2 separate regions of the Homo sapiens genome follow, and region 2 is linked to region 1. A link is a contact called in ENCODE Hi-C or POLR2A ChIA-PET data. All regions are on one chromosome and are shown on one strand. Each heading gives the region's core, a stretch centred on a gene start or an enhancer-like site at or near the end of the contact. The rest is flanking DNA. Distances are from core to core; before and after follow the strand shown. Region 1 overlaps LINC00885 (long intergenic non-protein coding RNA 885). Region 2 overlaps DYNLT2B (dynein light chain Tctex-type 2B).

The links. Hi-C counts contacts between places; a loop is a spot of excess contacts on that map. ChIA-PET counts read pairs that join two places held with the same protein, here RNA polymerase II (POLR2A). Pooled maps may share reads with other maps.
Region 2: a loop to region 1 is called in a pooled map, with 3 times the contacts of the local background. The contact joins two enhancer-like sites. A Hi-C loop is called at or near these places in 2 of 50 pooled maps. POLR2A ChIA-PET finds 5 or more read pairs at or near these places in 4 of 52 experiments (GM12878, WTC11, activated CD4-positive, alpha-beta T cell and 1 more).

Annotation. Positions count from the first base shown.
Region 1 is chr3:196,158,727-196,161,652 of GRCh38, reverse strand. It overlaps LINC00885 (long intergenic non-protein coding RNA 885), which reads right to left. Exons shown (of 3, transcript NR_034088.1): 3 at 763-1,753. Among named protein-coding and RNA genes, the nearest start is that of LINC00885, 18 kb to the right of the region's middle. RefSeq lists a silencer at 1,147-1,196 and enhancers at 1,497-1,696, 1,717-1,786. Within about 2 kb of position 1,497, at least 17 of the 41 ENCODE cell types and tissues checked have a DNase peak (open chromatin) inside an H3K27ac peak, as active enhancers do; they include GM12878, where a contact is called at or near this core.
Region 2 is chr3:196,291,026-196,293,951 of GRCh38, reverse strand. It overlaps DYNLT2B (dynein light chain Tctex-type 2B), which reads left to right. Exons shown (of 5, transcript NM_152773.5): 5 at 2,578-2,733. The coding sequence ends at 2,625. Among named protein-coding and RNA genes, the nearest start is that of PCYT1A, 4.8 kb to the right of the region's middle. RefSeq lists an enhancer at 1,116-1,205. Within about 2 kb of position 1,496, at least 3 of the 41 ENCODE cell types and tissues checked have a DNase peak (open chromatin) inside an H3K27ac peak, as active enhancers do; they include GM12878, where a contact is called at or near this core.

The DNA.
Region 1 (2,926 bases), core at 248-2,747:
CTCCCAAAGTGCTGGGACTACAGGCATAAGCCACTGTGCCTGGCCAATTTTTCTTTTTTAGAAGTTTATTTTAGGCCAGACGCAGTGGCTCACGCCTGTATTCCCAGCACTTTGGGAGGCCAAGGTGGGTGGATCACGAGGTCAGGAGATCGAGACCATCCTGACCAACATGGTGAAACCCCATCTCTACCAAAAATACAAAAATTACCTGGGCGTGGTGGCAGACGCCTGTAATCCCAGCTACTCCGGAGGCTGAGGCAGGAGAATCACTTGAACCTGGGAGGTGGAGGTTGCCGAGATCATGCCACTGCACTCCAGTCTGGACACAGAGCTAGACTCTGTCTCAGAAAAAAAAAAAAAAAAAAAAAAAAAAAAAAAATATATATATATATATATATATATATTTTAATTTAGTTTTTATTTGGAATGCAGTGGTGTGATCACGGCTCAGTGTAACTTCAACCTCCTGGGCTCAAGTGATCCTCCTGCTTCAGCCTCCTGAATAGCTGGGACCACAGGTGCCTGCCACCAGCTGCCTAACTTTTTTTTTTTTTTTTTTTTTTTTTTTTTGTAGAGATGGAGTCTTTGCTATGTTGCCCAGGCTGGTCTCAAACTCCTGGCCTCAAGTGATCTTCCCTCCTTGGTCTCCCAAATTATTGGAATTATAGGCGTGAGCCACTGCCCCCAGCCTGGTTATGATTTTTTAGTGATCATGGTGTCTATTGGAAATTCTTAGAAAGTAAGAAATGCTACAAAATGTTTCTAAATGTAGTGCCATTTTCTTGAATACTGAATGAATTCATTTACAAGCCAGTTAGTAAACCATTAGCAACTGAAGATTGTCCATGTTGGCAGTATTTACACGACGGAAATAGCAAACACTACAAATCAGTGAAGTGTACAAATCAGTGTGGTCATTCATAGCACCAACCCTGCCCCAGCTGATTTACTCCTGATCACTGGGAAATTATTTGTTTTTTCTTTTAATCTCTGGGTGACTCAAATGTGTAGTCAGCAATCTGGAAGAAGTTCAGGATCTTGAGTCCACTGAGATAGGCCCCAACAGGGACTGTGGCTCAAGAGGAACCCGGACTGAATTCCATCTAGAAGGAGGACTCACTCCGGGAAAGAGGGAGTGCTCCTTAGGGAGGTGCTCCCTGCCTCCAGCCCAGGCCTTGCTCTTGGTGAGTGGTCATTTAGAGCAGGGGTTTCATGTCTTCATGTCTTTGTATTTGCACAGTAGTCAATTTATTTACTGCTGCCACTTTATTCAGTAACCTTTAGCCTATTAATTGTGTTTATTTTATTTCCCTTTTCGTCTTTCAGTGTTACTAGGCCCTGCTGGCAAACAGAATTGAGGGGGGCCTGCCCAGCAGGGAGGAAGGAGGGGCCACAGCGAGGAGTGTCTGGGACTCAGCTGAGCCTTTCTTGCCTCTGAGGCAGGTGGCCTGGGGAAGTCCTTGATCTTGAACCAGCCGGTTACAGTCTGCGGGTGGCCCCACCTTCAAAGTAAGAAATCCCCATGATTCCACTGGGGCGGCTTCAGCCAGAGGAAGCTGATGAGCCCAAGAGCTTCCTGAAAGCTGCCCAGGGCTCCTGAACAAAGGCTCCAGCTCTGAGAGGCCGTGTGAAACCGGCAAGAGCATGGAGTTACTCACGGGGCAATGGAGCATGGCACGTTCAGCGTGGAGTCCAGCGAACTGAAGGACAAATTAGATGTGCGTGTTTCAATGGAGGGGACTCTCAAAACAAGCTGTGGAGTAAAACAATGAAGGTTACCAAACCACGCACAGCACACACTGCCATTTGTGGGAACGCACTCACGTACAAACACTGAACCAGTGAAACGCCGTCTCTACTCAAAATACAAAAAATTAGCTGGGTGTGGTGGCCCGCACCTGTAATCCCAGCTACTTGGGAGGCTGAGGCAGAAGAATTGCTAGAACCTGGGAGGCGGAGGTGGCAGTGAGCCAAGATCATGCCATTGCAGTCCAGCCTGGGTGACGAGCGCGAAACTCCGTCTCAGACAACAACAACGACAACAAAACTAGTGACTGGAGAGGGTTTCGAAAGAACAAGCTGACCTGATGGACAAAGATATACATCAAAGATATATATATATATATACACCATATATAAACACTATTTAGAGTCTTTTTTTTTTTTTTTTGAGATGGAGTCTTACTCTGTTGCCCAGGCTGGAGTGCAGTGGTGTCATCTTGGCTCACTGCAACCTCCACCTCCCAGATTCAAGCGATTCTCCTGCCTCAGCCTCCCAAGTAGCTGGGGATTACAGGTGTGCGGCACCATACGCAGCTAATTTTTTGTATTTTTAGTAGAGATGGGGCTTCACCGTGTTGGCCAGGCTGGTCTCTAACTCCTGACCTCCACCCGCCTCGGCTTCCTAAAGTGCTCAGATTACAGGCATGAGCCACTGTGCCTGGCCACAATTTAGAGTCTTTATAAAGACAGGCTCCAAATAAAATTCGAGGTCTCTCCCCAGGGACATAGAAAAGAGAGTGGTCATGGCTGGACATCATGGTTCATGCCTGTAATCCCAGCACTTTGGGAGGCCAAGGCAGGCGGATCATGAGGTCAGGAGTTCGAGACCAACCTGGCCAATATGGTGAAACCCTGTCTCTACTAAAAATACAAAAATTAGCCAGACGTGGTGGCGTGTGCCTGTAGTCCCGGCTACTGGGGAGGCTGAGGCAGGAGAATAGCTTGAATCCGGGAGGCAGAGGTTGTAGTGAGCCAAGATCGTGCCACTGCACTCCAGCCTGGGCAATAGAGCAAGACTCTGTCTCAGAAAAAAAAAAGAGGCACCTTGAGTTTCCTAAGGGTAGGCCATGTCAGGTGAACAGCCCCTTTTATTCACAGGAGAAGGGAAGGGAAGAAGCAAACATCTGTAACAGGTTTCTCACTC
Region 2 (2,926 bases), core at 247-2,746, 130 kb before region 1:
GGTTTTTTTTGCCAGGCACGGTGGCTCATGCCTGTAATCCCAGCACTCTGGGAGGCCGAGGCGGGCGGATCATGAGGTCAAGAGATTGAGACCATCCTGGCCAACATGCTGAAACCCCGTCTCTACTAAAAATACAAAAATTAGCCAGGTGTGGTGTTGGGTGCCTGTAATCCCAGCTACTCGGGAGGCTGAGGCAGGAGAATTGCTTGAACCTGGGAGGCAGAGGTTGCAGTGAGGCGAGATTGTGCCACTGTACTCCAGCCTGGAGACAGAGCGAGACTCTGTCTCAAAAAAAAAAAAAAAAATGCATCTTGTTTGTTTGTTTTGAGACGGAGTCTCACTCTGTCACCTAGGCTGGAGAGTGGTGGTGCCATCACGGCTCACTGCAACCTCTGCCTCCCAGGTTCAAGTAATTCTCCTGCCCCAGCCTCCCGAGTAGCTGGGACTACAGGTGCATGCCACCACGCTCGGCTAATTTTTGTATTTTTTAGTAGAGACAAGGTTTCACTATTTGGTCAGGCTGGTCTCCAACTCCTGACCTCAGGTGATCTGCCTGCTTTGGCCTCCCAAAGTGCTGGGATTACAGGCATGAGCCACTGGGCCTGGCCAAAAAATGCATCTTTAGATGATACAATTCATTCATTCAACAAATAGTTCTGAGCTCCTATTATGTGTCAGCTTCTGCACCTGAGGGGCTAGGGACAAAATGATGAATAAGACAGGCATGGTTTCTGCCTATTAACATCCAGTGGGGGCCACTCAATACTCAAATGAACAAATATGTAATAAAAAACTTTAGGCTGGGTGTGGTGGCTCACGCCTGTAATCCCAGCACTCTGGGAGGCCGAGGCGGGTGGATCACCTGAGGTCAGGAGTTCAAGACCAGCCTGGCCAACATGGTGAAACCCCATCTCTACTAAAAATACAAAAACTAGCCGGGCAAGGTGGCGGGCGCCTGTAGTCCCAGCTACTTGGGAGGCTGAGGCAGGAGAATTGCTTGAACCCAGAGGGCGGAGGTTGCAGTGAGCCAAGATTGTGCCACTGCACTCCAGCCTGGGCGAGAGGGCAAGACTCTGTCTCAAAAAAAAAGCACTTTATTTGGGAGATTCCAGGAAACATTAGTAGAGGCAGAGGAAATGAGAAAGGAGGGAAAATCATGTGGTATTGAGCGGAAAACTGCTGGATGACAGGGCTCAGTCCTGTTGGAGAACTCTGGGTGGTGCTGTAGAACAGGGCCACTCACAGTGGGGTGCACAGACCAGCACGGCTCTGTGACCTGTTTGTTACAGGTCCATGATGAGGTAAACAATACACTGAGTATAAGGGTTGGTTTAGAAACTCTTACAGCAATTTGACAAAGTAATCTTCTGTGCAGTGAATCTAAGAAAAAAATTGGGGCTGTATTTGTATGTTCCTTTTTTTCATTTCATGTTCTGAGTTACCTATTTTTATTGCATTTTACAAAAGCATCCTTCCATGAAGGACCGGAAGTTAAAAACAAAGCAGGTCCTTTATCACAGCACTGTCGTAGAACACAGTTCAGAGTTATCCACCCAAGGAGCCAGGGAGCTGGGCTAAACCAAAGAATTTTGCTTTTGGTTAATCATCAGGTACTTGAGTTGGAATTGTTTTAATCCCATCATTACCAGGCTGGAGGTGAGGTTAGTGGTGCAGGAGTTGCTGAGGCAGGTGGAAATCTTGTAATAAATGCCTAAAAATGTTTTAAGCAATTTGACTGGGCTCTGGAAAGCATTTTGTGATTCTGAACTAAAAGATGGACAAGTAAATTTTATCAATTAAGAACAAACACCCAGAGACTATTTCTCTTATCCAGAATTTATGACAAGGTCCTGTTGTTCTTATTATCAGTGATACTTATAATATGGTTTCTTGGGATGAGTAATGGAGTTTACTCCAAGAAACTCAAAGCATTTCATACATTATTTCTGTGATAAATCAGGAAATATGTGAATAATTATTTTATGAATATGTATTACCTAAAGTTCATTAGTTCACATTTTATTTTTGCATTCAGAAAATCTAATTCTTTACCCATCCTAACCTTTTAGCAAGCAATTTTGTAGTCACCCTCAGGCAAGCAATAGTGTAGCTATACTCTGGAAACCCTTCACTTCTTGAAGAAGGAAAAAGTCTTCCTGATTGAAAATTGGTGGCTGGGTGAGGTGGCTCACGCCTATGATCCCAGCACTTTTGGAGACCAACATGGGTGGATTGCTTGATCCCAGGAGTTCAAGAACAGCCTGGGCAACATAGTGAGACCTCATCTTTACAAAAAATAAACAAAATTAGCCTGGTATGGTGGCAGGCACCTGTGGTCCTAGCTACTCTGGAGGCTGAGGTAGAAGGATTGCCTGAGTGTAGGAGGTCGAGGCTGCAGTGAGCTGAGATCACACCACTGCACTCCAGCCTGGGTGATAGAGTGACACCCTGTCTCAAAAAAGAAAAAAAAAATTGGAAAGATCTGAGATGGTGTTAGTTTCAGTTGCCTGTGCTGCTCTCATTCCCTCTTTAGTACTAACATTCTGGATGTGTGTGTGTGTTGTATTTATTTTTTAGGACAGTTTATTCTGCGTTGTAGCAGCATTTGGCTGTTTCTACTACTGAATGAATCTTTGAAAAGCTGGTAAAAGACATGACCATGAAGAAATCTGAACTTTTTAATATTGTTAAATATCTTGACAAAATAAAGATGTTAGTAGTTTGACAACTGAATCTGTTGTGTTTTAGGCCTTATATTTTTAATGTTTTGATTTTGTTACACTATGTTCTGTTTCTTTCTTTCCTTCCTTCTTTCTTTCCTTCCTTCCTCTCTCTCTCTCTGTCTCTCTCTCTCTCTCCCTCTCTCTCTCTTTCTCTCTTTCTTTCTTTTTTTTTTTGAGACAGAGTCTCTCTCTGTCGCCCAGGC